2 separate regions of the Homo sapiens genome follow, and region 1 is linked to region 2. Evidence: chromatin contacts called from ENCODE Hi-C or POLR2A ChIA-PET data. All regions are on one chromosome and are shown on one strand. Each heading gives the region's core, a stretch centred on a gene start or an enhancer-like site at or near the end of the contact. The rest is flanking DNA. Distances are from core to core; before and after follow the strand shown.

The links. A loop is a pair of places that touch in the nucleus more often than their neighbours do. ChIA-PET counts read pairs that join two places held with the same protein, here RNA polymerase II (POLR2A).
Region 1: a loop to region 2 is called in a map of posterior vena cava, with 11 times the contacts of the local background. The contact joins two enhancer-like sites. A Hi-C loop is called at or near these places in 1 of 168 maps with a recorded cell type or tissue (posterior vena cava). POLR2A ChIA-PET finds 5 or more read pairs at or near these places in 1 of 52 experiments (Panc1).

The regions. Positions count from the first base shown.
Region 1 is chr10:122,061,751-122,064,992 of GRCh38, forward strand. All of the region lies in intron 3 of TACC2 (transforming acidic coiled-coil containing protein 2), which reads left to right. Among named protein-coding and RNA genes, the nearest start is that of TACC2, 74 kb to the left of the region's middle. RefSeq lists enhancers at 1,484-1,778, 1,504-1,798. Within about 2 kb of position 1,606, at least 29 of the 41 ENCODE cell types and tissues checked have a DNase peak (open chromatin) inside an H3K27ac peak, as active enhancers do.
Region 2 is chr10:119,515,280-119,518,576 of GRCh38, forward strand. RGS10 (regulator of G protein signaling 10) reads right to left here. Exons shown (of 5, transcript NM_001005339.2): 4 at 230-373. Among named protein-coding and RNA genes, the nearest start is that of RGS10, 26 kb to the right of the region's middle. RefSeq lists a silencer at 172-385 and enhancers at 1,151-1,733, 2,523-2,802, 3,153-3,297. Within about 2 kb of position 1,477, at least 17 of the 41 ENCODE cell types and tissues checked have a DNase peak (open chromatin) inside an H3K27ac peak, as active enhancers do.

The DNA of each region.
Region 1 (3,242 bases), core at 356-2,855, 2.5 Mb after region 2:
GCATGCAAATGAATAATTCTAGAACAAGCTAAATGCCCTAGGTGGGGTCTCTGGGAGCACAGGGGCGGGGAGAGAGGGGCTGGCTCTGCTGGGGAGAACCAGGAGAGGTCTCCAGGGGAGGTTTCTTGGGGCTAGGTCTTCAAAACTGAGTAGAAGTAGAGGGTTATGGGGAAAAGACAGTCCCAGGCAGAGAACAGCTGTCCCTATCGTAGATCCACAGGAAACAGAATTTTAGAAGGACTAGACACATAAACTTTAGGACATGTCAGAGCGGCTTTTTTTTTTTTTTTTTTTTTTTTTGAGACGGAGTCTCGCTCTGTCACCCAGGCTGGAGTGCAGTGGCACCATCTCCGCTCACTGCAAGCTCCGCCTCCCTGGGTTCACTCCATTCTCTGCCTCAGCCTCCTGAGTAGCTGGGACTACAGGTGCCCGCCACCACGCCTGGCTAATTTTTTGTATTTTTTAGTAGAGACGGGGTTTTACTGTGTTAGCCAGGATGGTCTCAATCTCCTGACCTTGTGATCTGCCCGCCTCGGCCTCCCAAAGTGCTGGGATTACAGGCGTGAGCCACCACGCCTGGAGTTTCACTCTTGTTGCCCAGTCTGGAGTACAATGACGCCATCTTGGCTAACCACAACCTCCACCTCCCGGGTTCAAGTGATTCTGCCTCGGCCTCCGGAGTAGCTGGGATTACAGGCATGCGCCACCACGTCCGGCTAATTTTGAATTTTTTTTTTTTTTTTAGTAGAGACAGGGTTTCTCCATATTGGTCAGGCTGGTCTCGAACTCCCGACCTTAGGTGATCCACCTGCCTCGGCCTCCCAAAGTGCTGGGATTACAAGCATGAGCTACTGTGCCAGGCCCAGAGCTTCTTTACATCTGGGAGATAGGAGGTGTAGCATAATATTAAGCTCAACCTCTTGGCTTTTTCAGAAGACAAACTCCTAGTTAGAACAAAAACATCTTTGGTGTGGATAGCAGCAACTATGGGGAAGGGTTTAGAAAGATGGTTTGAAAAAATGAACTAAATGGGCTTTAAATGGAAGGCCAGGATGTTTCTTACTCCTCCGTTTCACTGTCATTTGTGGAATCGGTCTGCTGCAGGCTGGGCATTGGGCCTAGGGCTACACACATCACCTCACCCGGCAGCTCTGTGTGGATGGCTGTAGATGACCCAAGGGGGCCTTATGAGGAAATCAGGGCTCAGAGAGGTTAAGGAACTTGTTCTAGGTCACACAGACAGAATGTGGCAGGGCGGGGACTAGAACCGAGGCTGGTTTGATCCACCTGAAACCCAGACTCGTAACTGACTCTCACAGGTGTCTGAAGTGTTTGTGTTCTGGTCTCCATATTAGAAAGTGAACCTTGGTCAATCCTTAACATTTAGTTTTCCTATAAACAGGGTCAGTTCTTAGCAGAAAAAAGAAAAATCAGAAAGATCTAAGCTGTGTTTTGCACATCGGCCCGGGCCAGCTCTTACAGACAGAGCCCTGTATTTCCCAGGCGGCCTGCTCTGTTCCTTCCAAACTTGGGAGGACTCTAAGATCAATTCCCAGGCTCCTGCCCAGCCAGGGTGTGTCGGGCAGAGCGCAGAGCAGCCTCCGCCCCTCCTTGTCCTGCTTCTGACTCATTATTTATCTTTGGCAGGAAGTAAACACAGAAAGGAGAGTGGGAGGGAGAGGAGGAGTGAGCTCCTGACTTTTGACGCTGGCTGAAAAGGAAGATCATGTGCTGAATTAGGTGTGTGTCTGTTTTCTGCTCCTCTGGTTTCAACAGAGCATTTGAGGCTTTAAACAACAGGGGAAGAGGAGTATTTTTCCATTAGGAGATAATACCCATTTATTGTAGCAACTTGGAACATAGCGAAGAGTGCAGAGTGGAGAGGAAAAAATCACCAATGCTCCTACCATATGCAGACAATGGCTTTCAAAATATTAGTGTTTTCCTCACACTCTTCTTTTTTCTAGTTCTTTTCTTTATTGATTGTGAGATAGCTATATTTTGTTAGGTGGTATATTAAGTGTGCATATATATTATAAAAACATATTCAAATTATATATTATACATATATATTATATAATACACACACACACACACACACACACACCCTTAAAGAAATGTGTGTGTGTGGTCAGGCGTGGTGGCTCACTCTTGTAACCCCAGCACTTTGGGAGGCCGAGGCAGGTGGATCACTTGAGGTCAGGAGTTTGAGACCAGCCTGGCCAACATGGTGAAACCCCGTCTCTACTAAAAATACAAAAATTAGCCGGGCGCGGTGGTGTATGCCTGTGGTCCCAGCTACTTGGGAGGCTGAGGCAGAAGAATCGCTTGAACCCAGGAGGCAGAGGTTGGAGTGAGCCAAGATCATGCCACTGCACTCCAGCTTGGGTGACAGAGCGAGACTCTGTCTCAAACAACAACAAAAAGTGTGTGTGTGTGTATATAATTTTTATATATGTATATGCACTTTAAAAATAATTAATAGGCTATTTTCAGAACAGTTTTAGGTTACCGAAAAATCGTGTAGCTATTACAAAAGAGTTCCCATGCACACTTCCCTCCTCCATACAGTTTCCCCTATTATTAACACCTCACATTAATGTGGTATATTTGTTTCAACTAATGGGCCAATATTGATACATTATTATTAACTAAAGTCTATACAGTAAGTTCTCCCTCAGTGTCATTAATATGTTCTTAGAAACTGCAATTTTAAGTGAAATGATGTATAATGAGACCAGTCTTTTTGTCATCATTTTACTGAAACTACATTGAACAAAACCACATTATTGGAGAGCCTACTCTATAACTATTTGCTCAAAGTTGCAGTTTCCAAGAACCACTGGACAACATTGAGGACTTACTATCGTTTACATTAAAGTTCAGTTTGTGTTGTACATTCTGATGAATTTGACAAATGCATAAGGTCATGTATCCGTCATTATGATATTAGTTTCACTGCCTTAAAAACCCCTTAGGCTCCACCCATTCCCCTCCCTCCATCCTCCCACATTCTTGGGAATCACTCTCTTTTTAGTGTCTCTATAGTTTTGTTCTAATTCCTTTTTTATTGGTATCAGATACATACTGTGAGTTGTCTGAATTTGAGAGCTTGATGAATGCTTATAGTCCTGTATAGATCTAGGTCATTTTCATCATACCAGATTGTTCTCTCTTGTTCCTTCCCAGTCAATACCCCTGCCCAAGAGTAACAACTATTCTGACTTCTATCACCATTGATT
Region 2 (3,297 bases), core at 227-2,726:
TGTGTAGACCAAGATTAAACAGGCCTGGGGGGACTCCTGTGGGGCAAATCTCAAGCTTAGAATTCTGGTCCCCACTCTCCCCAACCATGGCCCCTCAGTGTACCTCGGTCTGCCCGGCCGTATGAGATGGTTTCCAGGGAGTCTAACATCGGGTGTTTCAGTAAATTCTTCCAGGCCTGGAATTAATGTAGGTTTTCAAATCAAGGTGCAGGCAGGGAAGTCGGGTTACCTGGTCCTGGAGTTTCTGGAACATCAGAGGGTGCGGTTCTTCCAGGATCTTCTCGTTGAGCCGAGACTGCCCCTCCACGTTGACCTGTGATGAGGCCTTGCTGGACAGAAAGGTCATGTAGATCTCCTTTGCCTTTTCCTGCATCTGGAGGAGACAGATGGGGCCTTGTGCTATCTGCACACACAGCCTTCCCGGCCTGAGCCCTGCTCTCCCCTCCAGCCAGGCCCACAGGAGCTGCTGTGGCAAGAGAAAGGCACCCCCCACAGCCCAGGGGCTCTCAGGCCACTCCAGAGAGAATTTCTATATGGGAGAGCCTGCACTGCCAAGCCCCTACCCCCGCCCCTTCATGCGCCTGCAGCCACTTCTCCTGGAACAAAATTGCTGCATTAACCATTCAGAAGTGATGACAGAAAGAATCCTGGCCCGCAGAGAGCACTCAGTACCATTTACAGCCATCCTGTGGCCGGGCACAGTGGCTCATGCCTGTAATCCCAGCACTTTGGGAAGCCGAGGCAGATTGATCACCTGAGGTCAGGAGTTCGAGAGCAGCCTGGCCAACATGGTGAAACCCCATCTCTAGTAAAAAGACAAAAATTAGCCAGGCGTGGTGGTGCAAACCTGTAATCTCAGCTACTCAGGAGGCTGAGGCAGGAGAATTGCTTGAACCCAGGAAAGAGAGGTTGCAGTGAGCTGAGATTGCACCACTGAACTCCAGCCTGGGTGACAGAGTGAGACTGTCTCTCAAAAAAAAAAAAAAAAATCAAGTTAAAGTATGCACACCTACTATCCCTACCAGTTATTAAGCGCCCACTGGGCTGCAGGCACCTGCTTGGAGGGATCCCATTTCCTTAATCCCCTGGACATGCAGCAAAGGGCATTTTCCTGTTAGCCCCACTTTCCCCATGAGGACACAGAGGTCAGGAGAGGTGGCATGGCTTATCTGAGAGCTTCCGGGAGCCTTAGGACTGTTTGGCTCCAAGGCCTCTGAATTCTGCTCAGTTCCACTTCCGCAAGACACATTGGCCCCTCCAGGTTGTGCGGTATGCGGCCTTCCCAGGCAGGGTGCATTTCCTTTTAGCTAACGAGATACTGAGCACAGCAGTGGAGAAAACACTCGCTGCCCGCCCTCAAGTCCCGAGTGCAGTCCTGCTGGGAAGCAGGAGCCGTGAGTAGGTACCGGCTTCCTGTTTCACCCGAAACTAACCGAGGCTGGCTCAGGAGCACTCACTGATGGTAAGGAGATGACTTCACAGTGAGAACTGTGTCTTCAGGACAGGCGCCTCAGGGCGGGGCTGCAGGCGCAGGAGCCCTCTCCTCCAGAACTTCCCCTGAGGGCTCGATTTTCTTTTAGAGAAAGGAGACTTCCTGTGCTCATACCTCGCCAACAGCAAAAGCGGGGCTGTTTCTCTGAACGTTAGAGTCTAAAGCATGACCTTACCCTACAGAGCAAGGCAGACAACAAATGCCTCTAAAATGCAGCCACACAGCTATGACATGTGTGTGGGGGGCCTGGAAAACTGCCTTTCTCTCCAAGAGCCCAACTGGGGCTCCGCATGTGCTGTGGGGCTTGGTTTGGGAAATCCCAAGCTCTGCAAACCTTCTGCCCTTAAGGAAACCACCAGAAGGTTTTGATAGCTGGGGCATGAAAGGAAGGAAGGGTAGCCCTTTTTTAGTTCAGGGCACTGGGGACAAAAGATCCTGAGAAGCCACGGCCTGGCCATGTCCTGTTCTGCGAGAAAGCAAGCCTCACCAGCACTTGCAGGGAGACGGCCCAGGTTGGGTGAACACCGAAAGCCATGCTGTCCACCCTGTCTTCACTGTCAATAGGAGCAATGAATCGATGCCAGACTCAGTGACACAGGAGTCTCTCCAGACAAGCGTGGCTATCTAAGGGACAGGTCTGGGGGCCATCCTCGAGACCCAAGGGGGTGGCACTTAGGAGCTGGCCCTGCTGTCCTCTCCAAGACCCACCAGCTCCATGAAGCCACAGCCTCCCTCCACCACCCCCATTCCGTCAGGAAGCAACCCTTTTGGAAAACCACTTCCTGTTTTAAAGCCACTTCATGAAAGGAGAATTTCGGCCAGGCAGATGAGCAAACTCCATGCAGAGGTCTGGGGGCAGAAATCACTTTAGACCTCCCCTCCTCCCCTTGACATTCACACGCACACACACACGCACACACGTGCACACACGCACACACATACACACATGAATCCAGGATATCTTGAGTGATTCTGAAATAGAGAAGTGCAATGAATGGCTTGAGTCTTTGAGGTGGGGCAGAAGAGGCCGGGGGAGAGGAAGTAGGTTCCAGTGACTGCAGGTATATAAGCTTTGAGGGTCTCAGCCCTGCCCTCTTCCACCGGCTGTCCCTCCTGAGTCTGCGTGAGAACAATGTGGGGTTCAAGGCCCTGGCTGACCAGATGCCCACTGTGAGCAGCTGCAGGGCTCAGCTTATCTCGGCGGAGCTAGGAAGTATGACTGAAAAGGGAAACCCTGAGACGGCGACCACAAGCCAGTCACGGGAAGGCCTGGTGTCTAGGCCGAGAACATGAGCAGAAAAGAAGAAACAGTCTGTGGAGCTATTTTGATAGATTTTTCCAGAGCTTTGTTAACCCTATTCTAGCTACTGTCCGGGTAGGAACAGAGCTGGTGGAGTTGATTCTGTGTCTGTGGCCTGGAAGGATGGCCGACTTCTCTTCCACGGCCCTGACACATGTGGCTGGCCACAGCCTGGACCAGAGAGCCCCTTTCTCCCTGGGGAGACCTGAAGTGTCCAGCATCTGAGGCTGTCCTGGCAGGTGCTGGAGAGGGCCCCACCTTGGCCCATCAACTCGGGGACTGCCCAGGAAGCACCTGCACCCCAGTGAGCACCTTCCAGGCACCCCACAAGGCTGAGGCCCTTCTTCGAGGCCCAGCAGTGGCTCAACTGTGACAATGCTCAGCCAGACGTCAGCTCTCGAACCCGGCTCCCTGCAGGTGCACGATCAGGAGAAGCAAATTCACTTTCCTATCAGCCCCAGAAGTGCACCTCTATGCAGACGAACAGCAAAGTCACCAGGGGCCC